Regions from separate parts of the Homo sapiens genome. Here region 2 is linked to region 1. Evidence: read pairs that join two places in POLR2A ChIA-PET (ENCODE). Cell type or tissue: GM12878. All regions are shown on one strand. Region 1 overlaps SPATS2 (spermatogenesis associated serine rich 2). Region 2 overlaps SPATS2 (spermatogenesis associated serine rich 2).

Region 1 (5,000 bases):
GATCCTCCCACCTCAGCCTCCTGAGTCACGGCTACAGGCGCATACCACCATGCCTGGCTAATTTTTTTATCTTTTGTAGAGACAGGGTTTCACCATGTTGCCCAGTCTGGTCTCTAACTCCTAGGCCGAAGCAATCCTCCTGCCTCAGCCTCCCAAAGTGCTGGGATGACAGGCATGAGCCACCACGCCTGATCCATAATGGATATTTTTAAACTTGGTGATATGTGTCTCTCAATCCTGAAGCTTTGGTGAGAGGGTATGCAGACAGCAATAACAGCAAATGATGTATGAATGTTTTTTGCATTCAAAGAACATCTACATCTGTTGAAAGACTTTAAGTGAGTTTTGTTCTTAGATAGCCCACATTAGTTGAATGTATTAAATGAACCAATACTTGCATTTCCCCTACCTCTTTGTCCACTGCTGTAAATGCTGTATGATGTGTGTTCTCTTCTGTTGCTGACATGCAAGTGTGGTCATATGAACTGAAGCGGATGGCTTGAGAATATAGACAGGCTTGTGGTGTACTTTGCAGGAGTACTTGGAAGCAGAGTTCACTAGTGACCTCAGCTGTCACAAAGAAGGGTGGAAGTTCGAATGTCTGGTTAGCTACTTATAAAAATGCTATTCGCGGCCAGGTGCAGTGGCTCGTGCCTGTAATCCCAGCACTTTGGGAGGCCGAAGCGGGCGGATGACGAGGTCATGAGATCAAGGCCATCCTGGCTAACACAGTGAAAGCCTGTCTCTACTAAAAATACAAAAAAGTTAGTTGGGCATGGTGGCGGGAGCCTGTAGTCCCAGCTACTCGGGAGGCTGAGGCAGGAGAATGGTGTGAACCTGGGAGGTGGAGCTTGCAGTGAGCTGAAATCATGCCACTGCACTCCAGCCTGGGTGACAGAGCAAGACTCCGTCTCAAAAAAAAAAAAAAAAAAAAAAAAGAATGCTATTTGCTGCAATTCTGTGTCCCGTGCTTGGATTTTGTCTTTTTTAGAGCCAGGGTCTTCCTCCGTTGCCCAGGGAGTGGCACGATCATAGCTCACTGCAACCTCAAACTCCTGGGCTCAAGCGATTCTTCTGTCTTAGCCTGCTAGGTGGCTGCAACTACAGGCACATACCACCACACCCAGCTAACTTCTTTTATTTTTTGCAGAGACAGGGTCTCACTATGTTGCCCAGGCTGGTCTTAAACCCTTGGCTTCAAGCAATCCTCCTGCCCTGACTTCACAAAGTGTTAGGATTACAGGCCTGAAGCACTGAGCCCAGCCCAAATTGATTTTAAATAATAATTTAAAAAATATGTATAAAAACTGAGCAGAGACATCAGCAACCAGCAGCCACATACCACAGTGAGAAAAAGATTCCACAGATTTAGTCCAGGAAAGTTACTTAAAAAATAAAAACAATAAAGCAACGAAAACCCTCAGAAGGAGGAAAAATCCAGAAATCAAAGTTGCTACAATATAGTAGCTAAAATGTCCAGTTTCAACAAAAAGTTATGAGATATTCAAAAATGCAGCAAAGTGTGACCCAAAGGCATGTGAAAAAACAACCACATGGAGTTGGAAATGCCCCCGAGTAGGCCCAAATGCTACACTTCGCAAACAGACTCCAAATTTCTTTTTTTTTTTTTTTTTGAGACGGAGTCTCGCTCTGTGCAGCCCAGGTGGGAGTGCAGTGGCGCAATCTTGGCTCACTGCAAGCTCCGCCTCCCGGGTTCATGCCATTCTCCTGCCTCAGCCTCCCGAGTAGCTGGGACTACAGGCGCCCGCCATCACGTCCGGCTAATTTTTTTTGTATTTTTAGTAGAGACGGGGTTTCACCGTGTTAGCCAGGATGGTCTCGATCTCCTGACCTCGTGATCCGCCCGCCTCGGCCTCCCAAAGTGCTGGGATTACAAGCGTGAGCCACTGCGCCCGGCCTCCAAATTTCTTTAAAGGACTAAAAAAAATAGTAGAACAATGCCTCAAACAAAAAGAAAATCTTAACGAAGAGATAGAAATTATTTTTAAAGAGAACCACGGTTAAAAAAAAATAAAAAATAAAGAGAACCATGATATAAACAGGGCACAAATAAATTTGGAAAATAAAAAAAGACAACCAAATCAAAATTCTGAAGATGAATACTAGAGTGGAAGAAAAAAATCAGAAAACTTGAAGAAAGGACAAGAGAAATTATCTAACTTGAAGAAATGGGAGAAAAAACAATGAAGAAATACAAGCCAGGTGCAGTGGCTCATGCCTATAACTCCAGCATTTTGGGAGGCCAGGTTGGAGTATCGCTTGAGGCCAGGAGTATAAGACCAGCCTAAGCAACACAGTGAGACGCTGTCTCTATAAGAAATTAAAAATCGGCCAGGTGTGGTGGCGCATGCCTGTAGCCCCAGCTACTTGGGAGGCTAAGGTAGGAGGATGGCTTGAGCTCAGAAGGTCAAGGTTGCAATCAGCCATGAGTCTGAGCAGCAAGGCAAGACCCTATCTCTTAAACATTAACAAACAAAAAGTAAAAATTTTTTAAAAAGTAAAACAGTCTCAGAAATGTGTGGAACAATGTCAAGTATACCACTATACACAAATTAGAAGCCCCAGAAGAAGTGATGTGAAAGAGGACAAAAATGGTGACCAAAAACAATTTGCAACTTGATTTTTTTTAAATGTATCTACAGAGTCAGGAAGCTCAATGAATTATAGCTGCAATACACACAAAGAGATCCACATCTAGACATATCATAGTGAAACTGATTAAAGCCAAAACCAGAAGATCTTGAAAGCAGCAAGAACAAAAATGAAAACAATACTTCATCATGTACAGGGAAGCAACATTAACAGCTGACTTCTCATCAGAAGCAAAAGAAGCCAGAAGGCAAGAAATGACATTCAAAGTGCTAAAAGAAAAAACCAGCAACCAAGAATTTGATATCTAGCAAAGCTATCTTTCAAAAATGAAGGTGAAATAAAGACATTTCAAAGACTTACAGAGAATCCATTGCTTGCAAACCTGACTTACAAGAAATTCCAAAGGAAGTCTCTCAAGTTGAAAGGCAAAATGACATCAGATGGTAACCCGACTGTACCCAAAGAAAGAGCACTAGGAAAAGCAAATATGTAGGTACATATAACGTATGTATTTTTGGCCAGGTGCAATGGCTCACGCCTGTAATCCCAACAGTTTGGGAGGCCAAGGCCAGCCTGGGCAACACAGCAAGACCCTGTTTCTACTGAAAATAATTTAACTAAAGTATGTATTTTTTAACTTCCTTCTCTTAAATTTTTAAAAAGAATTCAACTAATTATTACTGTTTTATGTAATACAAGATTAATAACAATACTGAATTATTAGGTTTATAGCAAATATAGATATAATAAACATGAAAACAATTGCATAAAAGGAGAAAGAAGCTATATTACAGAATTAAATTAGCATTAATTTAGTTAAATTGGGCTATAAGATGCTTATTATAATGACCAGACAAGTACTAAGAAAACAACTGAAAAATAGTAAAAACAAAAGACAAAAGCAATAAAATAATCATACGCTTAAAAAAACTATTAAACACAAAATAAGGCAATAAAAGAGGTACAAACAAACAGAAAAAGCCAAAAGATACACAAAAAAACAAATACCTGGCCGGGCATGGTGGCTCACACCTGTAACCCCAGCACTTTGGGAGGCTGAGGCAGGTGGATCACCTGAGGTCAGGAGTTAGAGACCAGCCTAGCCAACATGGTAAAATCCCATCTCTACTAAAAATACAAAAAATATTAGCTGGGCACAGTGGTGGGCGCCTGTAATCCCAGTTACTCGGGAGGCTGAGGCAGGAGAATCACTTGAGTCCAGGAGGCAGAGGTTCCAGCGAGCCGAGATCGTGTAACTGCACTCTAGCCTGAGCAACAGAGTGAGACATCATCTCAAGAAAAAAAAAACAAAAAACAAAACAAAACAAAACAAAAAATAGGCTGACACAGTAGCTTGCGCCTGTAATTCCAGCACTTCGGGAGGCCAAGGCAGGTGGATCACCTGAGGTCAGGAGTTTGAGACCAGCCTGATCAACATGGAGAAACCCTATCTCTACTAAAAATACAAAAATTAGCTGGGCATGGTGACGCATGCCTGTAATGCCAGCTACTCAGGAGGCTGAGGCAGGAGAATCGCTTGAACCTGGGAGGCAGAGGTTGCAGTGAGCCAAGATCACGCCATTGCGCTCCAGCCTGGGCAACAAGAGTGAAACTCCGTCTCAAAAAAAGACTCCACTCGGCCAGGCGCGGTGGCTCACGCCTGTAATCCCAGCACTTTGGGAGGCCGAGGCGGGCGGATCATGAGGTCAGGAGATCAAGACCATCCTGGCTAACACAGTGAAACCCCGTCTCTACTAAAAAATACAAAAAATTAACCAGGCATGGTGTCGGGCGCCTGTGGTCCCAGCTGTGGCTGAGGCAGGAGAATGGCGTGAACCCAGGAGGTGGAGCTTGCAGTGAGCCGATATGGTGCCACTGCACGCCAGCCTGGGCAAAAGAGCGAGACTCCATCTCAAAAAAATAAATAAATAAAATTTAAAAAAAAAAGACTCCACTCAAAAGACAGAAATTGTTAGAGTGGCTGGAAAAACAAGATCCAACTGTATGCCATCTACAAAAAACACACCATAGATTCAAACACAGAGAGATTGAAAGTAAAAGAATGAAAAAAGATATATCATGCAAACCAATAAAAAAAGGGCTTAGTATCAGATAAAATGGTATTATTAGAGACAGAGAGAAATCATATTATAAGAGAGTCATGACATCAGAAACAGAATTATAAATATATATCCACCAAACAATAAGACCTAAAATACATGCAGCAAAAATTGACAGAAAGAATAAAGAGTTCAACAAATGATAAAGACTTAAGTATCCCACTCTCAATAACTGATTGATATGGTTTGGCTGTGTCCCCACCCAAATCTCACCTTGAATTGTAATAATCCCCATGTGTCAAGGGTGGGGACAGGTGGAGATAACTG
Region 2 (5,000 bases), 77 kb after region 1:
ACTGCCCAATGAAAAATGTAATCATATAAAAATTGAATATAATCCTACTTAATGTTGCTGAAATGTTAAGATTTCAGGTAACAAGTAATCAGGATGAAAGTATCAAATATCCTTCCTTTTTTCAGAAGCTTTTTCATCAGGCTAGAGACCGAACACACATTTAGTAGTCGTTGTTACGCATTGTTCCCTGTGCTCCCAAATTACAATAATATCATATAATAATATCCTATAGTCTAATTTATAGGATCATCATAACATTATGGACTGGTAGGCTAATGACAAATGCCAAATATCAACTTTTAAAATTCCTAGATACAATACAACCTTTGAGTAATAACAGAGGTGAAAAACATTAACCAACTAAGCTTTGTTTAAAGCATTATCAACTTAAGAAATTAGACATTTCAACAAACCTAGTGTATTCAGTGTGTATATTCTAGATGAACAAAAAAAAGAAGAAAGAAAACCTCCTGTGTGCTGATAAGATTAACGAAACACTGGGCTGGGTGAGGTGGCTCATGCCTGTAATCCCAGCACTTTGGGAAACCAAGGCAGGCGGATCACAAGGTCAGGAGTTCAAGACCAAACTGGCCAAGATGGTGAAACCTGTCTCTACTGAAAATACAAAAATTAGCCAGGCACAGTGGCAGGAGCCTGTAATCCCAGCTACTCAGGAGGCTGAGGCAGGAGAATTGCTTGAATCCGGACAGCAGAGGTTGCAGTGGAGCTGAGATCGCACCACTGCACTCCAGCCTGGGCGACAGAGTGAGACTCCGTCTCAAAAAAAAAAAAAAAAAAAAAAAAAATCAACAAAACACCGGCCAGGTACAATGGTTCACACCTGTAATCTCAGCACTTTGAGAGGCCAAAGCCAATGGACTGCTTGAGGCCAGGAATTCAAGACCAGCCTAGGAAACATAGCAAGACCCTGTCTCTATAAAAAATTTAAAAATTAGCAGGGCATGGTGGTACGAGCCTGTACTCCCAGCTACTAGGGAGACTGAGGTGGGAGGATCACTTGAGCCCAGGATCTGGAGGCTGCAATGAGCCATGATCACATCACTGCACTCCAACTTGAGCGACGAAGCAAGACTCTGACTTAAAAAAAATCAGGGGCGGGCGTGATAGCTCAGGCCTGTAATCCCAGCACTTTGGGAGGCCGAGGCAGGCGGATCACCTGAGGTCAGGAGTTCAAGACCAGCCTGGTCAACATGGTGAAACCCCGTCTCTACTAAAAATACAAAAAATTAGCTGGGCGTGGTGGCGGGCACTTGTAATCCCAGCTACTCGGGAGGCTGAGGCAGGAGAATCACTTGAACCTGGGAGGCGGAGGTTGCAGTGAGCCAAGATTGCACCACTGCACTCCAGCATGGGCGACAGAGTGAAACTCCATCTTAAAAAAAAAAAAAAAAAAAAAAAAAAATCAGGCCAGGTGCAGTGGTTCATGCCTGTAATCCAAGCATTTTGGGAGGCCAAGACAGAAGGATCATTTGAGGCCAGGTGTTTGAGACCAGCCTGGACCCTGTCTCTATTTAAAAATTAGCAGTACCAGATGGTGAGCACCTGCATTCCCAGCTACTTGGGAGGCTGAGGCAGGAGGATCACTTAAGCCCTGGGAGGTGGAGGTTGCAGTAAGCCAAGATTGTGCCACTGCACTCCAGCCTAGGAGACAGAGCAAGACCCTGTCTCAAAAAAAAAGAAGTTTAAGCTACATGGCTGGCTTCATCTGCAGTGTTATGTCCCACCTACCATTCAGCTACAATACATTAACTTCCCGTCATTACATTAGTTACAGATGAGTTTCACTGTTTTCATCACATGTCACAAAGCTTCTTATGAAGGCATGCTATACAAAGGGCTCCTGCAGGACATGCAGGTAGATTACAAGAGCAATTTACTATAAAAATGTAACTAGATATCCAAACAAGGTAAGCAGAAGAGTCACTTCTGCCACACACTAATGTACATTTTGAATCATTTTTAACAGTAGGCCAGGAAGAGCCAGCAGTGGGCTAACCACACTGACATGCTATGATCAGAGACCAAGTGGATAATGTAAGGAAAAGTACTGCTCAACTACAGAGGGTAGCCTTAAAACAAAAGCAAGTTATTTAAAATAGGAAAGACTGCAGCTTTTACAAATTGGTCTTTTCAGTCCTATCCAGGTCAGTAAGAAGTAATATCATTGGCAGCATCTTCAAGTACAAAAGATATTTACTTATCTATCCTGGCTCATTCACAATCATATAATGGCCTCATCACAAACATCCTTCTCCTCCGTCCTAATACCCTTTAGCAAATTCTAAAGACCACTACCACCACACACACACACACACACACACACACACACACACACACACACACACACACACACTCCACAACTTGCAATCATACATCTTGTTAATTAAGTAATGTAAAAATCATCCTTCTTACCAGCAATCCAAGGTTGTTATTTATTATAGGATTTGGACTGCTAAGAATCCCTGTGTAACCCTTGGAGATCCCCCAAAACCTCCAATCAACCTATGCCTTTTTTTTTTTTTTTTTTTTTTTTTTTGAGACAGATCCTCGCTGTTTCCCAGGCTGGAATGCAGTGGCACAATCTCGGCCCACTGCAACCTCCGCCTGCCAGGTTCAAGTGATTCTCCTGCCTCAGCCTCCTGAGTAACTGGGATTACAGGCATGCACCAACACACCCGGCTAATTTTTGTATTTTTAGTAGAGATGAGGTTTCGCCATGTTGGCCAGACCGCTCTTGAACTCCTGACCTCAAGTGATCTGCCCGCCTCGGCCTCCCAAAGTGCTGGGATTACAGGCGTGAGCCACCGCACCCAGCCTTCAACTTATGTCTTAACCACAAATTAGTCATAGGACAATGGCTGCAGAAGTTACCTTTAAGTAACATCTATATCCTCAGACCCTGCAGAATGTTTCAAGGGCCTGCAACTACTGAAGAATCTGTATAGAAGATGGTATATATTTCAGGAACCCATTCCTATAGGCTGCCATGGTAGATGTGAACATGGGAGAGTAAATGCTGGCTTCTGGCCTATCCTTAATATCCAGTGGCTAAAGATAATAAAGTGAGCTGGGCACTGTGGCTCACACCTGTAATCCCAGCACTTCGGAAGGCCAAGGGCAGGAGGATCGCTTGAACCCAGAAGTTCAAGACCAGCCTGGGCAACAAAGCAAGACCCTGTCTCTACAAAAAATTTTAAAACTAGCTGACTGCCATGGTGTGTGCCTGCAGTCCTAGCTACTGAGGCTGAGGTGACAGAATCACCTGAGTTCAAGGAGTTCAAGGACGCAGTGAACTATGATGGCACCACTGCACTCCAGCCTGGGTGACAGAGCAAAACCCTGTTTCCAAAAAAAATAAAAATTAAAAAATAATAACATATTTATAAACTTCAATTTTTTTTTTTTATTGTTTAGAGACAGGGTCTCTGTTGTTTAGGTTGGAGTGCAGTGACATGATCATAGCTCACTACAATCTCAAACTCTTGGGCTCAAGCAATCCTTTTGCCTCATCCTCCCCAGAAAAGCTATGACTACAGGCGCCAACCACTATGACCAGCTAATTTATTTATTTATTTAGAGTTGGAATCTCGCAGTGTCGCCCAGGCTGGAGTGCAGTGGCATGATCTTGGCTCACTGCAACCTCTGCTTCCTGGGTTCAAGCAATTCTTCTGCCTCCCGAGTAGCTGCGACTACAGGTGTATGCCACCACGCTCAGCCAATTTTTGTATTTTTATTAGAGACAGGGTTTCACCATATTGACCAGGCAGGTCTAGAACTCCTGACCTGATGATCCGCCCACCTTGGCCTCCCAAAGTGCTGGGATTACAGGCTTGAGCCACCATGCCCAGCTCTAATTTTTTAATTGTTTGCAGAGACAGGGTCTCGCTGTTGCCCAAGCTGGTCTCAAACTCCTGGTCTGAAGCAATCCTCCCACCTTGGACTCTCAAAGTGCTAGGACTGAGGTCAAAGTGGCCTCCCACCATGCCCAGCCCCCAACAAACATCAAATCTTTAGAAATATTTCAGATTCAATTCAACTGAATGGCAATTGGACTGGGTTTCAGACAGACCACCTACAAAGTAAGTGTGGGCTCACAAAGTCTCCTATAAGGCCCCCAGAAAATGGCATATGAGCCTGAAGTAACTATGTCACCCAATAATATCATGAAGCAAGATGCAGGGATAATTAACTTCCATGTAACATTTAGAAAATGCAATGTGAGGCTGGGCACTGTGGCTCAAGCATGTAATCCCAGCACTTTGGGAGGCCGAGGCGGGTGGATCACCTGAGGTTGGGAATTCAAGTCCAGCCTGACCAACATGAAGAAACCCCCTCTCTACTAAAAATACAAAAAATTAGCTGGGCGTGGTGGCACTTGCCTGTAATCCCAGCTACTCAGGAGGCTGACGAAGGAGAATCGCTTGAACCCGAGAGGTGGAGGTTGTGGTGAGCTGAGATCACGCCATTGCACTCCAGCCTGGGCGACAAAAGCAAAACTCCATCACACACACACACACACACACACACACACACACACACACACACACACACACAAAACAGAAAATCAAATGAGAGGCTAGGCTCATCCTAAGAGACAGTTCACTGCAGCCATTTCAACCTATTATATTTGGTATTATGTTACAGCTTGCATACTGTACAAGGAGGGAGAGAAAATGGAGCCAAATGACTTCAACCAATCTTACTTTCTATTCTATGTATTCCAGGTATCCGCTCGAAATATTTAAAGCATACAGCAGACACGAAATTTTTTTTTTAATGAATGCAGGAAGATACAGAAGGTAAGCAGTAAGCAGCATCTCATACATGTAAAACATGTTTAAATGAAAAAAGTACCCTAAATTTCAATCAAAGGCAGCAAAGTATACTAAAAATGTTGACGCATTTTACATAACATATAGAGCATTCTTAAGACGATCATTCATATTTGCACATAACTGGAAAGAACTGTATATAACAAA

Evidence for each region. ChIA-PET counts read pairs that join two places held together with the same protein. Peaks named below come from ENCODE experiments on the same cell type or tissue, not always from the same donor. Only the 100,000 strongest peaks of a DNase experiment are listed, where the experiment ranks them.
Region 2: POLR2A ChIA-PET joins it to region 1 with 6 read pairs; 17 of 35 experiments call an interaction of 5 or more read pairs at or near these places.

The regions. Positions count from the first base shown.
Region 1 is chr12:49,449,795-49,454,794 of GRCh38, reverse strand. The region is part of intron 2 of SPATS2 (spermatogenesis associated serine rich 2); the gene reads right to left. Among named protein-coding and RNA genes, the nearest start is that of SPATS2, 85 kb to the right of the region's middle. RefSeq lists an enhancer at 1,126-1,626. In GM12878, no CTCF peak of the experiment used is centred here; a DNase peak (open chromatin) is centred at 2,764; H3K27ac peaks cover 1,969 bases.
Region 2 is chr12:49,372,516-49,377,515 of GRCh38, reverse strand. All of the region lies in intron 2 of SPATS2 (spermatogenesis associated serine rich 2), which reads right to left. Among named protein-coding and RNA genes, the nearest start is that of SPATS2, 7.6 kb to the right of the region's middle. In GM12878, no CTCF peak of the experiment used is centred here; no DNase peak of the experiment used is centred here; H3K4me3 peaks cover 343 bases.